4 separate regions of the Homo sapiens genome follow, and regions 1, 2 and 4 are each linked to region 3. The links are chromatin contacts, found by Hi-C or POLR2A ChIA-PET in ENCODE. All regions are on one chromosome and are shown on one strand. Each heading gives the region's core, a stretch centred on a gene start or an enhancer-like site at or near the end of the contact. The rest is flanking DNA. Distances are from core to core; before and after follow the strand shown.

Region 1 (2,857 bases), core at 351-2,850, 5.2 Mb after region 3:
GATACCCTGATTCCCCTTTCCCACCATTTATAGATTCGAAAGTAAAAATTTACCTGGCTATATACAAGCATTTAAACCTTGATCTTAAATAGAGGGAGCTTATAGGAAAGTCAACTATATTTTAGAAATATGAAGCTAGTTTTTATATATATATTCATTTAACAAACTTGTGTTGAGCTTCTATCACTGCATCTCTGCGGTATGGCCCTTCATTGATAATAAATCACTAACCTGGTTTCCTTTGTTTATGTGAGGAGAAGAGAAAGGAAGAGAGGAAAAACAGTTACCTGTAATACAATTTTTGTCCAAGTATGACTGCTAACAATTATCTCTAAAAATAATATAATCCATAAAAGAAGACTTCATTGAAGGGAGGAAGGGGGCTTTTGAGCCCAGACAAAATATATGCTCAAATATGTAATTTTTAAAAGAAATATGCTACGCAGCTTATATTCTGTATATGTTAAATTTCTCATGAAGCCCAATGAACGATGCCTGTGTATAATTGTGTATTGTATTGTTTGCTTTACAGGCTTTTCCATAACCGTTCACACACACACACACACACACACACACACAACCAGGATTCGCCAGAGAGATATATAACAACTAAATTATTTAAAGCAGGAATTCTATAGGTGTTGGCATATGGAACCTTTCGGTCCTCAGAAGTTCCATTCACAGACTGCATTAACATTCCATAGGACACAAAAGCGCATGCCATGACAAAGACCTTCAAGTACAAACATACAAAGACACGCTTCTAAAAACGCCCCTAAAGCCAAGTTCACAGCTGGCACTTGTGGCACACACAAGCCACTGCTGAGACAGCTGTCACAGGCCAATCACACACACCCAAGAGTGCCAGCGTGCTACCTAAGGAAGACAAGCTGATGATCAGCGCACAAATCCCCAACCCAATAAAGAAAAGCCCTAAATCCCCACCCTGGAAAGCACAATGCCTGCACCACCCAGAAAACTCCTTAAAAAAATGAAAGATCGGAGGTTTAGAAGCAACTAAACACTAGTTTACAGCAATACAGTAAAAGGGGAGTTTTATTTGGACATTCACGAGAAAGGAGCCACAATATTCAATCCTCGCGGAAGTATTATCAGCTAGCACAAGGCTTTGTCCCCCAACTGGAAAAAGGGGAAAGGAGGAGGGCGAGGAGAGATGCAGACCCTAAGACCCTGCAGCACCTCCCTCTCGGGCAGTGCACTGGGGCTGCGGCGAACTCCGCTTCCCAGGCCCCCTCCCACCCCGTGCTAGCCACCGCCTCCCACCGCAGGCCCGGTTGCCTCGGGCTCTCCTACCTTGGCTTTGCCGGCCTCCAGCTTCTTCTGTCTCTCCTCGTCCTCCATGGCCTCTGCAAGGAAGGCAGGGGAAAACAGGGGTTGAGGGGTGGTTGGGGATAGAAAGGAAAGGTCGATTTGGACGGAGGTGGGACGGCAAGCTCCACGGCCTAGAGAGCCGATTCGGTCCGGCGCTCCCCCGCCCGAAGTGGAAGCAGTCTCCGCGCTCACTGGCGGATCGTCCTCAGCCGCACGGGAAGCGCCGTCACCGCCGCCGCCGCCGCCATCTTCGTCTCCACGTAAACACACGGCGAGGCGGGAGGGGCTGGAACGTCTGTCCGCGCAGCCGCCTCGTGGGCAGGTGCTCCTGGGGTGCCGCCCCGGCCCAGCCCTCCGGGGTCAACCCTTGCCAGGCCTGGGACCTGCCTCCTACCAGCGAGGATCCCGCCGTAGAGAGCGCCCTTCCCGCACATCAACGGCTCACAGGTGGCGGCCGAGCTGAGGGGTAGGAGAGACGGAGTGTGCCAGAGGCTCCTGGCCTGACCCCCACCCTCCGTCCGAGGAATCCACTGCTATTAAAACATGAGTTTTTTTTTTCCTTCAGGTTACAAAACTAACACACCTAATGGTGAAATTGGCGAACACCTACAAGCTCCAACGGAAAAGTTCCGGTGGGGGGTGGTGGGGGGGCGGACGCCAGGTTTTCTACCTACATTAACTGCTTGACTCAAGAATTATGAGAGCAGCTAATTGCTCTTATTACTTCCTTAGCCTGAAAAGTCCCTCCCTCTTCCCTCCACTGGTTCCCACTCAATCTCCGGTTCATCCTTATAGTCCCATCGCACACGCTGCCTCCAAATGGCTTTTCTGACCTCTTGTTCCCTCCACGGCAACCGAGACACATCCAGTCAAAACTTAGTCCCCTCCCCCGACTCTTTGGGGCTTCCCTTTAACAGTAGTGTTCTGAAAGGAGCCTGAGCTTTAGAACCTCGGTTAGGGACAATGCCAGACTACACTAACTTTCTAGCGTTAATGACAAGTTACCTATCCTCCCTGAGCCTACCTGGAATTTTTGGAAGGGTTGTTAATATATGTGACTGCCCTGACATATTAAAACGTCCTGAATAATGTCAGCTTTATTTCTCCTTGGACTTCCTTTAAGTACCCTGCACCATATTTTAATAATTTGTGTGCGTCTTAGTTCAGCTCATACTCCCAGCTCCTTGATGACAGAGACTCATCATAAGTCTTGCTCATCTTGGCTTTACTAAAATGACCAGCACAGAGCTCTGCACTCAATAAACGCTTTTTGGATTGAATTGAGCAGTGTTTATAAATTTAACATTACTATCTTTCCTTGTTTCCCCGACATGTGCTCCCTCAGTCCTTTGTGTTCGTCTCCCTGCCCTCCAATGCTCACATCCATTCCTGGAGTGAACTACACATTTTAATGTCTCTGGTTGATTACTCAGATTTATCATGTTTCTCCGTTGCTTTGAGCTAGGTTGGACTGAAAAACTAGCAGTTGTGAACAAAAAATAGGCTAAAATGAGTTCAAGCGTAG
Region 2 (3,231 bases), core at 405-2,904, 6.8 Mb after region 3:
TTATTAGTAGTTGTTTTGTGGGGGGAGTTGAAAGTTACATGAAGATTTTCAGCTGTGGCGGGGGCATCTCTAACCCCCATGTTCTTGAAGGGTCAACTGTATATCCAAAGCTACTAAAATACCCTTCTGGTATCTTTTATTTTCTTTTTTTTGAAACAGGGTCTGGTTCTGGTGCCTGGGCTCGAGTGCCGTGGCACTATCATAGCACTATCATTGCTGCAGCCTCAAACTCCTGGGCTCAAGCAATTCTCCCACTTCAGCCTCCCAAATGGCTGGGACTACAGGCACCACACCACCCCGACTGTTTTAAAGATGGGGTCTTGCTATGTTGCCCAGACTGGTCTTGAACTCCTGGCCTTAAGGGATCCTCCCACCTCAGCCTCCCAAGTAGCAAGAACAATAGGCTCACCTACCATGCCTAGTTCCTTCCTGTATCCTTTTCACTTGCTCAACCCTTCCTCTCTTCCTCTTTGCTCTGTACTACATGAAATACCGCCATTTCTACATGCCATTCTGCTCATGCTTTTCCTCTACTTAGAATGTCATTTGTTTTTCCTATCATAAATCCACCTAAACGTCATATTTTCTAACGTCTTTCCAAATTCCTCTAATCAATTCTCTGACTTTGCTGGCTCTCCCAGCAATTTGATTATATCTCTATTATTACACCTTTATAAATCTCACGCTGCATTTAGTGTTTACCTGTTTCCTTCACTAAATCAAGAACTTCTTGTAGGTAAAGGACTTACGTATTAACCTCTTAGGCTATTAAAATCAAAATAACTTAAGGAGTAATTTCTTAAATTCATAATCCACATCTCTAGTCATTTAGGATAGCTATTATAAAAAACAAATGGGATTTTTTTTTCAAGAAAGTTGAAATATTGACCATTCTGATATACTCGAGGAGAGTTTCTACAGTTCCATTAAATATGTAACACTTTTTTCCTGCTCTAGATTAATCAGATTCAGGGGTTTAGGAGCCTTACTTAAAAGGAGTATTTTACTCTGGTCGTTAGAAATAAAGTAATGGCCAAATATGACGCAGGCAACGTTTCAAAAAGCATTACTGATAGGATAAGATTTAAAAAATAAAAATTCAAAGCAGTTGTAAATTTTTACGGAAACGATTCTTAAGACCGACACCACACAAAAATCGACCTAAATGTTCTGCAGGAAGGCACATCAATTACACGCTTTCGTGTCTTCATAAAAATCCATTAGAAAAACCTTAAACAGCGCACTCAAGGAGAAATATATAAAAACAGGCTGTGGACATTAAAGGAAAAAAAACCACCACAACATTTGGGCCACAGCAGGCAGGTATCCCAGTTCCTCATACCACGTGCACACTATGTCTCTAAAGAACTTCAAACCCTGCCCCTGCCCCCAAACAACCGTCCAAACCACGCCAGGTACACACACCACTGTCACCGCTTACTGACAAAGCGCCACTACAGGAGGGGCGGAGAAGTCTATGGGAAAACCAAGCAAGGAAAAGGCCGCCACGAAGACAGTAGTGGAGAGACAGGGGAGCAAAGAAGAACCAGAGCTGTCAGCGCTAAGGGGACCAGGCTGAGGGGACCCGCACGGACCTTTCTGAACAACACGCAACTGCAATGCACCATGGCTGCAACAGGCCAGGAAACCTTCTTGCGGAAGCGGCACAAGCCGCAGTACAGCGCGGCCTTTTTACGTCATCCCCTGCCGCCGACGCGATTTCTCCTCCGCCCACACCTGCGGACTGGCGCATGCGTTGTGTGATGCTCTCGGGCGCCACCAGCCCCATGCGCTGTGCTTTGCACCCCACGGGTGGGGAGAGAAGGCGTTTTATCTATTAAAACACAGAGATAATCTCGAGAAGCCGTGGGACAAAGGACAGTAGGGCGTAGGTTGCGTGTCTCAGGAATTAACATTTTGAATGGAATGGAACTGAAGACTCAGCAGCCTTGGAGCAGCTTTTATGCTAATTGAGGAAACTAAGAATCTTCACCCTCAGCGTGAAAAAACCTCCAACGGACCATAAAACCAAACGTGTAAAAGACACAGAAACTCAACTGGGAAAAAAGAACCCCCAAAAGCCGTTAGTTCAGTGACGAGCTGAGTAGTCTCCAGCCAAAGCTTCCAGGAGACCATGAATTTAAAACTAGCGGCCGCACAAAGTTTTATTGAAAATAATGTCAGGATCTGAGATCTGTAAGAGGACTCTCCTGTGCAGTAAGAGAAAGAAGCTTGTTTACAACTGTCAGAAAGTAGCTTCTTGGAGTCGGGAAGACGGGTTTTTATCCGTCATTTGAAGCGTGCCTTTGTGAGAATTAAGACACGATGTGAAAAATCCCTCTCTCTCTTGATTACTTTTCAGGACCAGAAGAGAGTAGCTCTCCCCAACCCCTCATGCAGCGAAAAAATGTATGCAGCTGAAGTAAACGGCCCTGCACAGCGTTGCCAGCCGTATAACTCTTAACAACCCAAACTAATAAATCCTAGAAACCTTTCATACTTTGATACGATATGGCTCTGTGTCGCCACCCAAATCTCATCTTCATTTGTAATCCCCATTGTGGAAGTAGGGAAGTGATTGGATCATGCAGGGCTGTTTCTCTCCTGCCGCTCTCCTGATAGGGAGTTCCCACAAGAGCTGACGGTTTTATAAGTGTTTGGAAGTTCCTCCTTCTTTCTTCTCTCTCCTGCTTGCCATGTGAAGAAGGTGCTTGTTTCCGCTTCCCCTTTTGCCATGATTATAAGTTTTCTAAGGCCTCCCCAGCCATGTAGAACTGTGAATCAATTAAGCCTCTTTCCTTTATAAATTACCCAGTCTGCGCAGTTCTTTATGGCACTGTGAAAACTGACTAATACCTCAATGTGACAGTGTCTTCTACTCCTCACTTAGGACAGTGATTATTTGGAAAGACATGATGTGAAAACCCCGTCTTGATTACTTTGCTGCTACTGGACCTTCTGCTTACAACCACCAATCAGAAAAGCTGTAGTTGTCATTTAACCTGCAGTAGTTGTATTTTCCCTCTGTGGATTACTTTAATGTTGAATATTAACACCAGCAACAGATGTTGATTACTATCAGTGTTCCTACCTCTCATTAATATGAACATTAGGTTGTTGCTGTGTAGATGTTTTTAATTTAATGACATTTGCTGCCATTAAGATTACTATCTTACTAGGTTTTCCTATTGTGTCAGAATAGTGTTGAGCCCAATGTACTTATTTTCCAAT
Region 3 (2,956 bases), core at 6-2,505:
CTTCAGGCAAGCGAATTACATCAAATACACCATGATTTTCAAGAAAGTTCTAAATTTCCCGATTGTTCTAAATGTCGCTCTTAAAAGCTTCAATAATTATACAAAAAAGAATTCTGGAAGTCAGTGCAAAGTTTGTGTTCACCCTAACCATTCTTTTGATTTTTTTTTACAAAGCCGACTTCAGTCATCTCCCCTTCAACTATTTAGGCCGAAGAACCGCTTACCTCTATTTTCATATCAGCTCCAACTCATGCTTTCAAATATCTGAGCTGTCATTCCAATCTCTAATTCCATTCATTTATTTATATTTGCAAATGAAAACTAGGGGCAATCCTGCAGGGCCCCGAGCCCCACGAAATACTCTGAATATCTTTTTTCCTTTACTCAAAAAAAAAAAAAAAAAGTCAAACGACTTATTGCTAATGCATGTGTCTGTTTAATATTTAGCGCAATGGTGCAGGGCGAAGTAACAATGACTTGAGACCGGAGGAAACAACTTTCGCCTGACTTAACTGCCACCAGCATTTTTCTCCTTCACAGTTTGTAATCTCCAACCTTTTGTAATCTTTTTCATGTTACCTGATTTCTGTATCAGCCAAGTGAGAAAATTATTTAAACCCAACCAAAAGCGCTGAGATTAAATAATAAATTACGGAAATAAGCCTTTAAATTTGAAAACTAATAAGAGAACCATTAATTTATTAATGGGCGCTTACTAGGTGCAAAGGCACTTAAAAGGACAAAAAGCTCCTGAGGTTTTTGAGCACTTAACGACGACTTGCTCATTTTTGTGACCTCCTACCCTCACCCTTTGAGCACCTGGCATCTGCAGGAGCTCAAAAGTTGAACTGAATTGGGGACGCTGAAGTAACAGGATCTGCTCTAGTGAGAAACCCGTGGGAGAAACTTTGGAAAGTGTTACCTGAACAGCATTACGCTATTTCAAACAGAACAGGTTGCTGCTCTGTTTAACCCCGCATGGGGGACTGGAACTAGAAACCTGGACACCGAGGAACCCCAAAGGTCTTGGGCAAAGAGAAGGGAGCGTCACTTGCCTCCCATTCTTGCAAGAAACGCTGTGCCTCGTCAGAACCAACGGTCTTATGTCTCCTAAATTCGTCTTTCACGTACTGGTCGCCCAGGGATTTGAGGTCCGGGGGCAGAACACGGTGCAGCTGCAAGACGCGCTTGTACAATGCCCGGACTCGAGAAACGTGCCGCCCCGGCATAGCGCCCCACGCCGACCGCCGACTGCGCCTGCGCAGAGGGACGGCGCGTTCCCGCACTTCTGCGAACTTGCGTATTAGTGAACCGGAAGGCAGACGAAAGAGGGCGCGCGACCTCTATCCGGTTTGGTCCCTTGCACAATCAGGTCCTCCCGGAAACCCAAGCTCCGCTGCGGGCGGAAAACGGGTCGGTCCTTCTCTAGGAGGGGCGTGGCCCTCGTGGAGTCGCGCCTGCGCCTCGTCGTGGCTTCTTCTGGCCTGCGTCCTGACGACACAGGCCTTGAAAGAGAGAGGTCTGTGGTGGGCCGTTGTCATTTCTCAGTCCCACTCCACTGTCTTTTTCATTCAACTTCGTTTCTGTCCTCCTACCAAAGGCCTGAGAAAAGCTTCGTTAAGATCGGGCTCCTCCGGGATTCCTTCCATGGTTCCCAACCCATTTGAGGCATTTAGAGTATTACTGCACCCTGCTTTAGGGATCAGAGTGAGATTAATCTCGCCATCCACTAGCTCACCAACCCACGCTCTTTGCACAGCGCTGTTCTCCCAATTTATACTCTGGGCATGGGCTCTTCCTTGCAAACAACCCAAGTGAGCCCAGAGCTGGCGGACTCCTTAGCCAAAGTCAAGTTGGCTGCTGAAGGATCCTTGGGAAGAGTTTTAAACGTATTGTTTCCAGGACCACGACCCTGGAGATTCTGGTTAAATAGTCTAGGATAATAAGAACGAGGAATCTAGAAATTTACAAAGCTCTATCTTTTGCGAAGGTAATACTGAGAGTAGAACTGGTTTCCAAAGCTGGCAGCTCCTTGTGTTGTCCTTTCCTGTCACACGTTTGGTTCTTCAGCAAATCCTGATGGCGTCACCAACAAAAATGCAGAAATCAACCATTTCGCCCCATGTACTCTACCACAATCTCTCTCCACTGGATATTGTGTTAGCTTCCATATCTGTGTTCAGCTTCTGGTCATGACCAACTTTGGTCATGCTCCAACATAATTTAAATTAAATTTGGCCTAAAATTTCCTCCCTACTCTGAGTTGCTATGTAGGGAACTGCAACCTAACTTAGTATGTAAATTAACTGCAACTGAGAGTATATTCTTGTGACAAGTAGCTGAGCTTCAGCCAATCACAGGCTGCCAACTGATCAGACTATGTGCATATAAGGCAAATACGTCATAATGTCCTGCCCAAATAAGACTAGCCCAACTGTAAGCAATCAAGCTGTTTCTGTGGGGCACTTCCTTTTTCTGTCTATAAATACTGCCTGCCCACAGTGCTGGGTAGAGCTCTCTGAACCTCTCCCTGTTAAGTGCTGCTGCCTGATGAATGCCTCATAAATCGTGTGTGTGTGTGCACGTGCGCTCGTGCAAATAAACTTTATTAGATTTAACTTGTTTAAAGTTTTTCTTTTAACAATCTAAACTGTAAATCGGATCATTTCACTCCTCTGCTCAACAAAAGCCTCCAGGGATTTTCATCAGAGTAAAGCCCAGTCTCTAGCCCTTAAAGGTTTAAATTTTCTCCTATTGCTTTCTCCCTAGTTAGCCAGTTGCAGCCACACTGGCCTCCTAGCTCTTAGTTCATATTTTAAAAAGCCAGGTACACTCCCAACTGAGGCCTTGGCACTTGCTGTCCCGTCTACTTGGAGTGCTTTGCCAAATGTATCTTCCTGGCTAACACTTTTATTTCACTCAGCGCATACTTCAGGTCCCCTTCTAATGAGACCCT
Region 4 (3,298 bases), core at 95-2,594, 5.2 Mb after region 3:
AACAGAGTGAGACTCCGTCTAAAGGAAAAAAAAAAAAAAAAAAGAAAAAGGAGAAAGAAATGGGATAAAGAAAATTCTTTTTCTTTCTTGAGACAAGGTTCACTGTGTCACCCAGGCTAGAGTGTAGTGGCACAATCACGGCTCACTGCAGCCTCAACCTCCCAGGCTCAGGTGATTCTCCCACCTTAGCCTCCCAAGTAGCTGGGACTACAGGCACCTGTGACCACGCCTGGCTAATGTTTGTACTTTTTGTAGAGATGGGGTTTCACCATGTTGGCCAGGCTGGTCTCGAACTCCTGGCCTCAAGCCATCCTCCCGCCTTGGCCTCCCAAAGTGCTGGGATTACAGGCATGAGCCATCGCGCCCGGCCAGAAAATTACATCATTAGGCTTGTACATGGAGGAGTTAGTAATGCCTGAAATTTTTCCTCTTTGTAGAATTCAGGGTCAATCCTGTTGATCCTGTGTTTTTTTAAGGACCAAATCACCATCGTCTCCTGAGGATAACTCGACAGACACAATTAATTCATTAATGTAGATATTATCTTTCTTTTGATGGTCACAGGAGAAGTGCCTTGAATTGAAGCTTTATCTCTTCCATTGTCACCATCACTAGGCAGGTGAGGCTGACAGGACCGCGTGGCTTAAGGCAACGCCTCGGGAGGGAGCAAAAATGCATCCACTGTGGAGATGAGGTTTCGGTTGCCTCCATTCTTTAAATAGCGCAAACCCTCACAATGTCAAAAGAATCATATTTGAATTCGAACTGCAAGTAAGGAAATCGAAGTATACTAGAATTGATTTCCAGCCTGAAGGCGGATGCTGAATTCAGACCAGCAGTGACACTCCAGGATTTCCACGGTAGTTCATTAAAGGAGGAGAATCTGGGACTAAACAGACAGAGTCTACACCCGCTTATCCTGCACCAAAAAACGCCGAGATGTTCATCGGCATCGCGTTAGTCACATTAGCAGCAGCAATCGCATTATCAAAAACTGCAACACGCATGTAAATAATAGCTACTTTTCCACCACGTGTCGTCGGCCGGCAGTGGATGCCCCCTGTAGGATCCCTATAAGATGCCTTACAGTTCCCCACGGACATCTGCCCAGGCGACTGGGAGTCCCAGGCCCCACCCCACCCTCCAAACCCCTTCTTTGGCGTTCAATACCCCGCGCTCACCGCGGTCTCTTGCTGCCCCCTGCCAGGCCCCTAGCGTCGGGCTGCGAAGGGCTGAAGTACCGCCACGAGGGGGCGCAGGACCAACGACATCACCTCTGCGCGCGACCCGAGGCCGGAAGTTAGTCTTTTCCACTTCCGCTCCTCCTAGCCGCTCCGGACCCCAGAGGCGGAAGTAAAAGCGAACTACAGTGGATGGGTGCAGTTCAGGGTGAGATTGGGAAGGTGGTGAGGCTGTGCTTTCCTTTCTTTTTGTTAAGAAGTGGGTGTGGGTGACTGCTGTACAGTGCAGCCCTTTGCAGATTTGTCTTTGGAGGAGGAAGAGGGATGGAAAGAGCCTTCGGTGTGGAATTACCTTGGTTTTGAGTTAAGAAAGACCCACCTGGGTTCGAACCCTAATGCTTCAGCTAGCGAAGGCAGGCTAGTATGGGAGCTCGGCGCTGTTTCAGATTTTGTAATTTTAAGGCTTATGCCTACCTTTTAAATTGTTGTGGGGAGTAAAGCGAGACAATATATATGAAGCACTTAGCTTTGGTACAAAACGTATTCGTGATTCCGCTACCTTTTCCCATCATATGTAGGCATGTACTTGCCGTTTTCTTTTCTGTATGTCTGAGAAATGTTGTTTGCAAGAGGTAATGCATCTCACGAGAACATAATGCAACGAGAACGTTAGCTGGGATCGATCTCTTATTTTGTATTAGGAAGGCCTGAAATATTTTGCCTTTTTTTTGTGTGTGTGTGTCATTTCCAGAGATAGCTGTTCTCCAGCCTTTCTGGAGGGATGCAGAGCCTTTCCTTAGGACAAACAAGGTGAGAAATGCATGTAAAGATCTCCAAACTTAGCTTGCTGTATCAAAAGAAGACCAGCTGGAATGTGGTATTTTAGGGCCAGTGATTAGTTATTTCCATTAACAGCCTTTTTAACAGGCCAGTTGTGGGGCAGAGGCGAACGTAAATCTTTTTTTAGACCCCTCATACTACAAGCATAGAAATTTTCAGTGTTTGTTAAGTTTGAACATTAGCCCTTTGGATAATGGTTTTGGTTAATTAAAAAGTCAATTTGAGAAATAGATCGAAGTCAATTTTTGAATAGGTACCATTTTTGAAATTTGTACGTGAGGAAAGTTGCTAACTTTCTTGTATTAGGCTATTTAGATGTTCATTTACCCTACTAGATATTATGAGTATTTTGAATGGAGATCCGTTGCTAAGAGTAAAGCATCATGGAGAATTTTGAAGTGTGACTTTTTTGGTACTAGAAACCGAAAAATAGATAAAGATAATTTGTATTTTCCATTGTTTTTCACACCAAAGGCCAGTTTTACTTGTTTAAATTTTTTCATCTGACTGCAAAGTAACACATATTCATTAAATAAAGTCCCAGTATTTCAGAAGTAGTACATAGCCTCTAATAATCTTTCAGAAATAAGTGTCATTCCACTTTCCCCCTCTGTATATATTAACGTCCCCCTCCCCGCCTTTAATATACATGGCATTATCCATACTGTTAAGCAGTTTGTCATGTAGAATATCTGACATCTTTTGATTGCAGTAGATCGGCCTTTATTTTTGGCACCTTTATAGTATATTGCATAGATGTACCACAATTTATTAATTATTCTATTGGTGGCCATTTGGGTTTCTTCTTCTTTGTTATAGCAAATAATGTTATGATGGTCATCCTTTTTCTTTCTTTCTTTTTCTTCTATTTTCTTTTTTTATGAGACAGATTCTTGCTCTGTTGCCCAGACTGGAGTGCAGTGGTGCAATCTCAGCTCACTACAACCTCCGCCTCCCAGGTTTAAGCAGTTATTGTGCCTTAGCCACCTGAGTAGCTGGGATTAGAGACATATATCACCATGCCTGGCTAATTTTAGTATTTTTAGTAGAGATGGGGTTTCGTCATGTTGGCCAGGCTGATCTCAAACTCCTGGCCAACATCTCAAAGTGGTGAGATTATAGGTGTGAAGCCACTGTGCTTGGCCTAGTCATCCTTTTTCATAACAAACACATATTGTCTTTTTTTCTTTTTGAGATGGGCTCACTCTGTCATCCAGGCTGGGGTGCAGTGGCTAGATTATGGCTCACTGCAGTCTGGATCTCCTGGGCTCAAGCAG

Evidence for each region. Hi-C counts contacts between places; a loop is a spot of excess contacts on that map. ChIA-PET counts read pairs that join two places held with the same protein, here RNA polymerase II (POLR2A). Pooled maps may share reads with other maps.
Region 1: a map of CD8-positive, alpha-beta T cell shows a loop between it and region 3 (12-fold over the local background). The contact joins the promoter of AKAP9 here to the promoter of SDHAF3 in region 3. A Hi-C loop is called at or near these places in 3 of 168 maps with a recorded cell type or tissue (CD4-positive, alpha-beta T cell, CD8-positive, alpha-beta T cell and naive thymus-derived CD4-positive, alpha-beta T cell) and 7 of 50 pooled maps. POLR2A ChIA-PET finds 5 or more read pairs at or near these places in 1 of 52 experiments (GM12878).
Region 2: a map of CD8-positive, alpha-beta T cell shows a loop between it and region 3 (17-fold over the local background). The contact joins the promoter of GTPBP10 here to the promoter of SDHAF3 in region 3. A Hi-C loop is called at or near these places in 3 of 168 maps with a recorded cell type or tissue (CD8-positive, alpha-beta T cell and naive thymus-derived CD4-positive, alpha-beta T cell) and 8 of 50 pooled maps.
Region 4: a map of CD8-positive, alpha-beta T cell shows a loop between it and region 3 (32-fold over the local background). The contact joins the promoter of MTERF1 here to the promoter of SDHAF3 in region 3. A Hi-C loop is called at or near these places in 2 of 168 maps with a recorded cell type or tissue (B cell and CD8-positive, alpha-beta T cell) and 8 of 50 pooled maps.

What each region holds. Positions count from the first base shown.
Region 1 is chr7:91,939,605-91,942,461 of GRCh38, reverse strand. It overlaps AKAP9 (A-kinase anchoring protein 9), which reads right to left and starts at 1,600. Exons shown (of 50, transcript NM_005751.5): 1 at 1,315-1,600. The coding sequence starts at 1,362. LOC124901698 (a long non-coding RNA gene) reads left to right here and starts at 1,611. Exons shown (of 2, transcript XR_007060431.1): 1 at 1,611-1,798; 2 at 1,898-2,612. RefSeq lists enhancers at 1,310-1,459, 1,498-2,059 and a silencer at 1,660-1,769.
Region 2 is chr7:90,345,139-90,348,369 of GRCh38, reverse strand. GTPBP10 (GTP binding protein 10) reads right to left here and starts at 1,654. Exons shown (of 10, transcript NM_033107.4): 1 at 1,596-1,654. The coding sequence starts at 1,628. All of the region lies in intron 1 of LOC107986715 (a long non-coding RNA gene), which reads left to right. RefSeq lists enhancers at 1,409-1,838, 2,049-2,188.
Region 3 is chr7:97,115,997-97,118,952 of GRCh38, reverse strand. It overlaps SDHAF3 (succinate dehydrogenase complex assembly factor 3), which reads right to left and starts at 1,255. Exons shown (of 2, transcript NM_020186.3): 1 at 1,056-1,255. The coding sequence starts at 1,229. RefSeq lists enhancers at 1,078-1,167, 1,518-1,597.
Region 4 is chr7:91,878,748-91,882,045 of GRCh38, reverse strand. MTERF1 (mitochondrial transcription termination factor 1) reads left to right here and starts at 1,344. Exons shown (of 3, transcript NM_006980.5): 1 at 1,344-1,389; 2 at 1,933-1,991. The coding sequence starts at 1,963. It overlaps LOC112267986 (a long non-coding RNA gene), which reads right to left and starts at 1,244. Exons shown (of 2, transcript XR_002956514.2): 1 at 1,182-1,244.